Regions from separate parts of the Homo sapiens genome. Here regions 1 and 2 are each linked to region 3. A link is a contact called in ENCODE Hi-C or POLR2A ChIA-PET data. All regions are on one chromosome and are shown on one strand. Each heading gives the region's core, a stretch centred on a gene start or an enhancer-like site at or near the end of the contact. The rest is flanking DNA. Distances are from core to core; before and after follow the strand shown.

Region 1 (3,423 bases), core at 454-2,953, 37 kb before region 3:
TACAGACATTGAAGGCTCATTTCATTGCCCTTAGTTTCTACATATCATAGCTGTGATGCATGGAATATTAAGGAAACCCCTAAATCTTTAACTGAGTTAATTCACAACTTACCAGAGCTATTTTCAATTCATGAAAATAAAGGCCAGGCGTGTAATCCCAGCACTCTGGGAGGCCAAAGTGGGTGGATTGCTTGAGCCTCAGGAGTTCAAGACCAGCCTGGGCAACATGATAAAACCCTGCCTCTACCAAAAATACAAATAAATAAATAAACTGGGCATGGTAGTGTCTGCGGTCCCACCTACTTGAGAGCTGAGATGGGAGGATCACTTGAGCCTAGGAGGTAGATGTTATAGTGACCAAGATCACCCCACTGTACTCCAACCTTGGTGACAAAGTGAGACCCTGTCTCAAAAAAGAGAAAAAGAAAAGAAAGATTTCTCAAGTCTAAGTTCAGTATTTAAGAAAAAATAAAAAGTAACATCATGGCTTTGAGCTTGATTTTACCTCTGTTTTAGACTAAGAAGTCTATTCAAATGGAGCCTATGGCCCTGTAACCTGGCTCTGGGAAAATGAACAAAGGAATGCAACATCACATCAGCACTGTGTATTTTTGGAAGGGTATTGCATTTTTCCTTTGTGGTGGATTGGTCCGTGCACTTGAAAATACATTCACAGTGGGAAGGCACCAACTCTGCTGCACATTTATAGTTGAATCTATTTTTTTTCCTGACAAATATTCAAGTGGGGGAGGAATTCCATGTGAATGCTCTAGTGCCTCCTTCCCTCTGATGAGTCTAAGTGCTAGATAAACAAACATTATTTCTAAAACCTCAAGGGGAATACTTGAAACTGGAGCAACGTAAGAGGAAAAGTGGGCAGAATGGATAGCTTCTAGGGAGACTGTGACATTTCTGAGTAATTACTGAGGGGTCTAGGGTCTGGGGGACAACGCTCCCATCAGCAGCCCTTTTGTTATTAAAAAAAATGAACATCTGAGCAATTTAATGGAAAGTGCTGTGAAAACACAGCTGCAAGCCTTACATTCTTACCAGATCACCTCCTCTAAGCTTTCCTATGTAGAAATTTTGAAGCTTTCCTGGTATCTCCTCACTAGGGGGTTAGGAAGTAAGTAAATACACTGCACTCTTGGTTTAGTGGTGGGAGATACATTAGGAAAGCGTCAGTGCACATGAAGAGACCCACAGGCTAACAGCCATCATTTACTGAGCATCTACTACGTGAGTCTCCTTCTGAGCGTTTCCACATCTATTATCTCTTTAAATTTCCCAACAACACTAAGGTAATGACAGCCTTTCCTGCTGACCTATGAAGGCCAGGCTGGGAGTTGTCCGATGACTTTTCCTGTATAATGTCACCCCAGGGGAAGACGTTACTCTGATTTTTCCACCTCATGTTTTTCCCTGGCAGTTGCTGTGAGAGAATGTTGTTTTTGGAGCTGAGTAGGCAAGTGGTGTGCATGATATGAAAAACCAAAAAAAAAAAAAAAAAAAAAATGCACCAAACCCCACAAACTTTCTGACAGAAAGCACTCGTCAATTTTAGCCTGTCTATGCAATGATCGAGGCCTTTTCCTACTGCTGGATATTTCTAAGTGAGAAGATCCTACCTCAGTTTTCAGCTGGGCTTTAGCTCTGCAAGAAGTGCTGCCCCAGTCAGCCTTGGGGAGATCAGTAGAGGATTAGTTAGCAGAGCAGCCACTGGAGGGCACTCCTGAAATCTAGAGGCTTCTTCCTCCCGAGGAAAGGGTTGCTGGAGTCCCTGCCTGAGACTGTGGGTTTAACAAAGAGAAGGAATGTCTGGGGGATAAGTCCCAGTGCACTCATTCTCTGGAAAAGGTCTGCTGTACATATTTGCCAAGTGATAAGGAACCTAGGAAATCAAAAACCATTTGACAATTTACAGTGTTCAAAGGTAGCTTCCTGACTCTTGAGTTACATAAATGGCTATGTTAAAAATAGGCAGCCAATATAATTGAGCAACCTTAAATGGCCTAGGATATGTACCATATGTGATAGCCATGAAAATAATCAAAAGAATAATTCAGTATAAATTAGGAATCATTCCCACTCCAGTGGACTCAGTCTTATGGAAGTGGCACATAGGAGAAACTTGGGATTCTGTGATTTGTGCTGTTCATGTACAGGTCTCTCTCTCCCTAGTGAAACTCAGCTCTTTAGTTTGGGAGCCTATACCGGATCTCTCTGATATCCCTCTCCAGCTCTAAACATATACTACGTAGTCACACTGATTGTCCGTTAAATACATTCAAGTCGTTATTTTCCTTATGACAAAATTCACAGTGAAAGGCCACGTGTCCACCAGAAGAATAAGGTGCAAATCTAAAGTGGGTTAGTGGCATTTTCTCAGGACAGAGTGCATGGGAGGACAACATAGCAATCCTGGAAGTTGACAGGGTAAAACTTTTGGACACTCTGACTCTGTGCTGTATGTACCTGTTTGCTTCTGCTTTGAAAATAACTAGTAATATACAAGATCCACTTGAACCACTGAATTTAGCAAAATCAGGCCAAACCAGACGTCTTTGCATTAATATTGTCATTTTGTTTTATATTACTTAAAAAGTCAAACTTTTTTTTTTTTAATCATTCCTTCTCTTGACTATCTGCTGCTCTCCTGTGATGTATATTGTGAAAAACACATTTTAAAACCAAGACAGATATCTCAAGATAGACATCATGTTCAGTTTCTAAGCTACAATTAAATCTCGTAGAATGGTAAGAGGTTTATATCAGACTGTTGACTGCTTTATATACATTACTTTCATTCGAGACTCATTTCATGGATGAGGAAACTGATGTTTACATAAGTCAAGGAACTTGACCAAGGTTACATAGTTATAAGAAGCTGAGCTAGGACCCTACAGGTCCATCTCAGAGACCTATGATGTTAATCATTATGCCATATGACCTGTCTTAGACTAGTTTAAGAAATAGCTTCTCAATTAACCTCTCTTCTTTTAAAAGTGTTCATAGGTTTTAATTCCTTTTTTTTCTGCTTAGGCAATACTTAATTTTTAAACTGTGCACATAGAAGATGAAATGGAAAAATGTATTCCAGATGTAGGTTTTATAGTTGCACATCTTGGATATGGTTGGTTACACATACACTACAAGCATGTGGTACACATCTATCTCATTTTTACTTTAGAAATACATTCTCAACAGGGGAAACTTGAAATACGCAAACTGTGGTCCTGATTCCACTTCAAAACGTCTGCTTTTATTGGGTTTACCCTGCAATCATGCAACTTTTGGCCAGAGTCAAATAGGGCAACTAAATTTTTTTCTTGAGTTTTACTTGGTATGGTTCACTGTAAATGCTTCCAACTAGTCCTAAAGACAGACTTTGTTCATTTGTTCTTCTATGAGTTTTATTCAGCA
Region 2 (3,113 bases), core at 131-2,630, 48 kb after region 3:
CTTCTTTCTTTTAAATTCATCTTCCTCCAACCACCACCATGAGAACATTTCTCAAAGTTCTCCTGCAGTTTTCTCCTTCTTTATATATTTCTGTAGGTAATGTCACCTGATGACTTAGCTCTTGTCATTACTTCTTGCTGCGAATCCCCCAATCTCTATTTTCAGCTCTCAATTCTCATTTTTGTTCGCATACATACATTTTCCACTGCCTCTTACAGCAGTTTAAACTAGATATCCCAAACTGAACTCTTTCTGTGGTCTCTAGATAATCTGAAAGCACCACAGTTCGCAAGCGTGTCATCTTTCAGGTCTCTTTCATCTTCATAGCTCACACTGAATCAGTTTCCAAATTTGGTCCCAGCTTCCCAGTGACTTCCAATTTCCTCCTATTGTAGGTGATCAAAATCTCCCACCTGGACTATTGCAAGGGCTCCCCCATCTGATCTGCTTGCCTCCAGCTTCAGCCCCTTCAATCTGTGGTCTACACCATTACCAGTTGCCTTTTAAGAGCACAGAGTAGATTATGTCACTTGTCTGCCCAAGGACTTCCAGCAACTCTAGAAAACCAGCAAAGCCCAATCCAGACACATTAATGTATCCCTCCTGGTCCCTTATGGTTTCAACTCACACTACTTCTCTATTTTCATCTCCTCACACTACAACCTCACACACACACACACACACACACACACACACACACACACACGCACTGGACTATTTAAAATTCACTGAAAACAGACAAACTTTCACTCGGCCAAACCTTTATTCCTGCAGTTTCCCTTGAATGAATACTCTCATATTCTCTGGCCCATTGAAACCTTACGCAACCGTTAGGTCCAACCAAATGTTATCAGTTCCAACAATCCTTCCCAGACCTCTGTCTCCACAATCTGAAGTACTATTAACTTCCTGTATTTTACAGCACTGAATGGTTAATTTTCTTGCTGCCTGTGCAACTACAATGTTCCCTTTCTGGAGGCCAAGTTAATAAATTCAATACATCCAAGTGTGTTTAAATTTTTTAATCTCTTTGGCCAAGGGCTGAACTTCCTCTTGCTGTTTGTTAAATGGCTATTGGAAGATCTCTTGCTAAACCTGAAAGTATTTAAGATGTTCAACAGAATCCTCATTCACAGATGTGAGGAAGAATAAGAGATGGAAAGAGAAAAGGATTTAAGTTACTAATGATTTTTCTTTCCAATCAGCCCTATGACGTATCTTCAAAACCAGGCCAAGAATTCTCATCACTTGTCATGACGAGTCCCTTAGCAAGGATAGGGTGCTGCACATTCAAGTTCTTGTTTTAGGCTCTTGCTCCCATCCCAGGCCCTTGCTTAGGTTTAAAGTGAGAGCTTTAAGCAGGGAAGACTCCCAGGTTGCAAGTATTCCTCAATCCCATCCCACTGCATGTGATGCTGACTGGAGTCCTGGCACGCTGTCACAGATCCTAGCATAAAAATAACCTGAGGTAGGATAGAGGGGAAAGAGAGGAAGGGAATTTATGACCAACCCTCCAGCTTTATTTATCACTTACCCTGGGAAAGTACTATGTAATAAAAAGGGGGGGAAAAACAAGACAGCCAAGCTATTTAAAGAGCAGGAGCTGAAACTTCAGAAGCATAAACTAATGTTTCTAACTAAAAACGGGTGTGGAGCTTAAAACTTTTCAAAAAGTAGATGCTAGATGCATATCTTAATAAAAATGAATTTTAAATAATATTTTTGAATGGACTATCCTACGCTATTTATTAGGACTAATGGTTATTCCCAAGACCCGTTCTAACTTCTGATCATTAGAAGGTACCATATTTTTCCATTTGCATAGTAGAGGCAGGATGATAGTATATGTTTTTGTCTGAAGTGAGACTATTAAAGGAAACACATTAAAATGATGAGGATAAATGGTCATGTGTCATCAAGGCCAGTCCTTCCTGCCATTCTTTAAGCTGAATTCCCATAAAATTTAGTTTTACCTCTTTGAAAACTATGTGTGTTGTTGGACTAAACGTAAGAAAAGAACAAAACCAACCAGTGAATAATAAAGGCAATGTCTAAGGCTGACTACATTTGGTATATTAAAATAAAGTAGAAAACTGGAAATACAAGAGTAGTATTCCTTTATGTTTTCTAATTAGTCATTTCTGATGTTTTCCCTGAATTTACACATCAGTCCATTATTCCAAGCAGGGACACACACACACCCATCAATAAATTACTATTATAAAGAGAGGTAATTGTCTATATACAAAATAAATATACTACTAGTTGCTTATAGTTGCAAAGGTAAATGTGGAAATTCTCTTCATTTTACCAATTACCAGCTCATAAAGGAAAAATAAAGTTAAAATATATTCTCTTTTTGCACAGACTGCTAAATAATTGACTGATCATGATTAATCAAGTAAATTGAGGCATTCTGGAAAAATGACAAATGGCAAGATTTACTGCCTCTGGAATCTACGGCATTTGCTAAATATAACTTGCTTGTAACTACAGATAAATATCTAATCTAATACAATCGAGTTACCTGCAAACCAGAGCCACATACAAAATTGAATGAATAAAAACGTCTCAAAAGACAATAAATACTTTCTTTCTTCCAAATGAAATAAAATCTTATGATAGGTTTTGAGGAGTACACGTAGATGCTAGGAGCATCAGCTTTGCAGGCCTGCAGACAAGGGTTCAAATCTTGGCTCTAAGCCTCTGATTCCTACCTAGGAAAATGAGGGTGATATTATCTATGGTATGAGATTGTTATAAGAATTTATTGAGATAATTCAGTAATTGCCATATAGTGTGCTAAGCTTAGTGTCTGGCACATAATACATTATCAATAAATGTGTCTTATCATTACTATTGTCATTATTTATTACCACTAGTGAGAGGCTAGAAAGTGAAAAGTCTAACCAATGCTTTTAACTTCATTTTCTACAGAATATTCATAGAATATTCATAGAATCATAAAACACACACACATAATGCCTACTATATTTGGTACTTGTCTGTATTCACTTCTATGACCCACTTTAATGTATATGCAACCCTACAGTAAAGAACACTCCCGGGAGAATAAAAAAGTGCCCTTTATATTAGCAAAATTTTATGTGAGT
Region 3 (3,122 bases), core at 49-2,548:
CTTTTAGATAGATTTCTGCTTTTAAAGATTATCTCTGGATTGCAAAAACAGACATGAATATTGATAGTGTAAACCTGACTAAAATATGACTCTAAAATATGAATGTCTGCCATTATAAAAGAATCTAATGATAAAACCTGAGGAAATAAACACTAAAAAAAAAAAAAAAAAAAAAAGGTTGTTTTCTCTTCCTTAAAAGTCCTGAAATTTAATTTTACCATTCTGTCACAGGATAAAACATCTGTCCTAATGGAAAAGTAACAAAAACCCATTTTCTGAAAAGCCCCACAGATAATTTTTCACATGAGTACATGGAAATATCTATTCCATTTTTGGATAACTATTCTTTCTTGATGTAAAACACTGGTGGTCAAAATATACAAATATCACATTTGCCTTCAATCATAAAACTCTGATAAGCACACAAATTGCAATACCATCATGCTAAATTAACTAATTCATTTATTAATCATTTTCTTTGAAAGCAGAGTGACATTCAGGCACTGGGAATGCTGAAATAAAAGATTGAATCCCTGCCTTCTGGGGTCTTACACTTCAGCAAAGAGGTCACACATCAATAATTAATATATGATGTCACAGATATAAATACAGAAATGAAGTAAAAAGAGACAATGAATCCAGACCAAAAGTTTCAAGAAAGGCTCCTAAGAAGAGGTGACATCTGAATGGAGTCTTTGAAGACCCTGTAACAATAGCCAGGCAAAGGTGCTCTAGGCAGGAAGAATGTTTTGTGCAAAAGCAGAGGTGGGTAAAACATGACTTCAGTTCTCTCAAATAGAATTAATCAATCTCTTTATACAGTAACTCAGCACGTTGTCTGTACTTCTGTTAGCATGAATAGAATGAATTTTTATTGCTTATCTTTCCTGGTGGACTGTAGCCTACTAGAAGCAGGCTGATACATCTTTGTACCTCCCATTTGTCTTGCACTTATAACTTGCCTGCTTAGTTTTGATGGAATGAGCCAATGAATGACAGTAAGATTTCACAAGAGTCACCTGTGAAACATACTTCACCAAAGCACCCATGGTAGCACTTATTAACAAACGGAGTTTACCAGGGATGGGGCAGAAGAAAGTCTTAGCTTTTCAAAGAATTTCATTCCTGAGACATTTTTGTGGTCATGTATTTAAAAAAAAAGGGTTGGGGGGGTGCTCTGAGAAATGTGCTCTCAGATGGCACAGCTGGAATGAGAGAAATGGGAACTGTTTTCCATTTTACATAGTTTCTGGAAAGGGCAATAAGAACAAAAAAAGCAACACTGTTGGTCAGCATTCTCAGTGCCTGAGTTGAAAGGTGCTATAAACAGAGAAAAGTCTCATAGGCCAACTCTATGCAGGCTATGTGCCAAGAATAGCTACAAAGTGGCAAGTTAAATCAGCCAGGGCTTGTGAGCTGTCTCAGGACTTGAGTCCCAACTTGCACTCGTGAAAGTTATGCTGCAAAGGGAGCTACCTTTCCCCAGCACTGCCTGGGGCCTTGGCAAGTCTAATGGAGAATGAGTTTGATTTCAAGCCCTGCTCCCTTCAGGCAACTTACAAAGAAAAGCTGTTAAGTCTGTGGAGCTGGGAATGTCTGGAAAGAGTGAAGACCCATCATTTAAAACTGATTTCTTTTTAAGGAAGTAGAGCAGAGAGCAGTGATTACTTCAACACCCATTCTCAGGGGAATTTCTGTAAGCCGGAATCAGCTAATGATGGTTAATAAAGGTAAATGTTCCCTGATTCTCAGGAAGTGATTCTTCATCCTGGGGCTTTTTGAAGACTCTGTCTTCACTTGAATTTTGGGTGGAATAAAGCCCTCCTGGATTTATCCTAATCTAATACTCAAAGTTGGTAGTTCACAGGAGTCTGTTTATTCTTCTAGAAAAGTATAACAGTGGATTAGCTACTGGCTTCTATCCCTTCAGCACAGCTCCCCCACACAAGAGCGTACCTTTAATGACTGATGCTGGTGTATCAAATTGTGTCCTCTCCTTCTAATAACAAAATAATGAAATACAGTAAAATGCCACTTTTTCTGACTTTTTTTTTCTTCTAGGACATGTATGTTTCTTACCTCATTCAGAGGCATGCTGGGAAATTTAACTAAATCTGAAAGAAAAACATTCTGTAAATCCTTAAGACTGGATTAGTAATAAGGAGTAATTTCTGATCTGGAATAAAATCCAGAATTCAGCTTGCTCACCCCAGACACAAAACACAATAAAAAGAATGGTTGTTACAGTTACTAAACGAAGGATCTTTTCACACTCAGCAAGGGTAAAGACTGTCTCTTCTGTATCTCTGTATTACCCAAGACATTGAGCATCCATCTTACTGATACAAAGGATGTCTAGTTTGAAAGTTTGCCTATGTACATTTGTTTACGCACTCAGGCATATACAGACTGCCAACTTTATTATTACCCAAGATTAAAAATAAAAAATAGACCTTGCTCTCAAGAGATTTCCTTTCCGTTAACTGCAATGCTAAGTGAGATGCATCAGTTTCATTTTTGCACGCTCCTTTGCTCCGTTTAGTACCGAAATAAAAACATGACGTAGCTTTTGGGGCCGGGGAGGAATCTCATTCTTGCAGGAAATAATTGCCAGGAATTTTAAAGAGTGTCATCATTTTCTCTGTGTCCAGTCCTGCCCAGTAACAGAGAACAGCTATTAAAAGTATCCAAATGCTGGCTGCAAGGAGAAGTTGAACTCTGAACCACTATAAACCCAATCAGATGCAGACATTCTTCCCATCCCATACCCCGGACTCCCAGTGAATCTTGAAGACCCTGGGGTTAGCCTTATCATTTATTCGTCTGTATAGTGATGGCCTGTGCTAATGCCCAAATGATCCTGACTTATTAAAGGTTCTTCCTGAAAAGACATGATTTTTATTAGTTCACCACAACTTATTCTCAAAAAAGCATTTATTCTTTATCAAGCCACAAATTTTACTTAATTAACTATTCTACTAGATTCCAAGACGATTTAGAAGCTATTGAGGTTGTAACAGGATAAGAGAACAACTAGTCCACTCTGTTAAAATAAAATAAAATCCAAAAACATTAAATGTTTTCCTTTTTGTTCTCTAATGAGAGGTAGAGGATGTGAAAGT

The links. A loop is a pair of places that touch in the nucleus more often than their neighbours do. ChIA-PET counts read pairs that join two places held with the same protein, here RNA polymerase II (POLR2A). Pooled maps may share reads with other maps.
Region 1: a loop to region 3 is called in a map of tibial artery, with 4 times the contacts of the local background. The contact joins two enhancer-like sites. A Hi-C loop is called at or near these places in 9 of 168 maps with a recorded cell type or tissue (IMR-90, OCI-LY7, Right ventricle myocardium inferior and 6 more), 1 of 37 single-sample maps with no recorded cell type and 9 of 50 pooled maps. POLR2A ChIA-PET finds 5 or more read pairs at or near these places in 3 of 52 experiments (AG04449, BJ and OCI-LY7).
Region 2: a loop to region 3 is called in a map of sigmoid colon, with 2.4 times the contacts of the local background. The contact joins two enhancer-like sites. A Hi-C loop is called at or near these places in 3 of 168 maps with a recorded cell type or tissue (GM12878, chondrocyte and sigmoid colon), 1 of 37 single-sample maps with no recorded cell type and 3 of 50 pooled maps. POLR2A ChIA-PET finds 5 or more read pairs at or near these places in 4 of 52 experiments (AG04450, BJ, OCI-LY7 and 1 more).

Annotation. Positions count from the first base shown.
Region 1 is chr2:40,243,073-40,246,495 of GRCh38, forward strand. The region is part of intron 2 of SLC8A1 (solute carrier family 8 member A1); the gene reads right to left. All of the region lies in intron 3 of SLC8A1-AS1 (SLC8A1 antisense RNA 1), which reads left to right. Among named protein-coding and RNA genes, the nearest start is that of SLC8A1, 210 kb to the right of the region's middle. Within about 2 kb of position 1,704, at least 8 of the 41 ENCODE cell types and tissues checked have a DNase peak (open chromatin) inside an H3K27ac peak, as active enhancers do; they include ascending aorta, heart right ventricle and tibial artery, where a contact is called at or near this core.
Region 2 is chr2:40,328,396-40,331,508 of GRCh38, forward strand. The region is part of intron 2 of SLC8A1 (solute carrier family 8 member A1); the gene reads right to left. Among named protein-coding and RNA genes, the nearest start is that of SLC8A1, 120 kb to the right of the region's middle. Within about 2 kb of position 1,381, at least 5 of the 41 ENCODE cell types and tissues checked have a DNase peak (open chromatin) inside an H3K27ac peak, as active enhancers do.
Region 3 is chr2:40,280,098-40,283,219 of GRCh38, forward strand. The region is part of intron 2 of SLC8A1 (solute carrier family 8 member A1); the gene reads right to left. Among named protein-coding and RNA genes, the nearest start is that of SLC8A1, 170 kb to the right of the region's middle. Within about 2 kb of position 1,299, at least 11 of the 41 ENCODE cell types and tissues checked have a DNase peak (open chromatin) inside an H3K27ac peak, as active enhancers do; they include ascending aorta, heart right ventricle and tibial artery, where a contact is called at or near this core.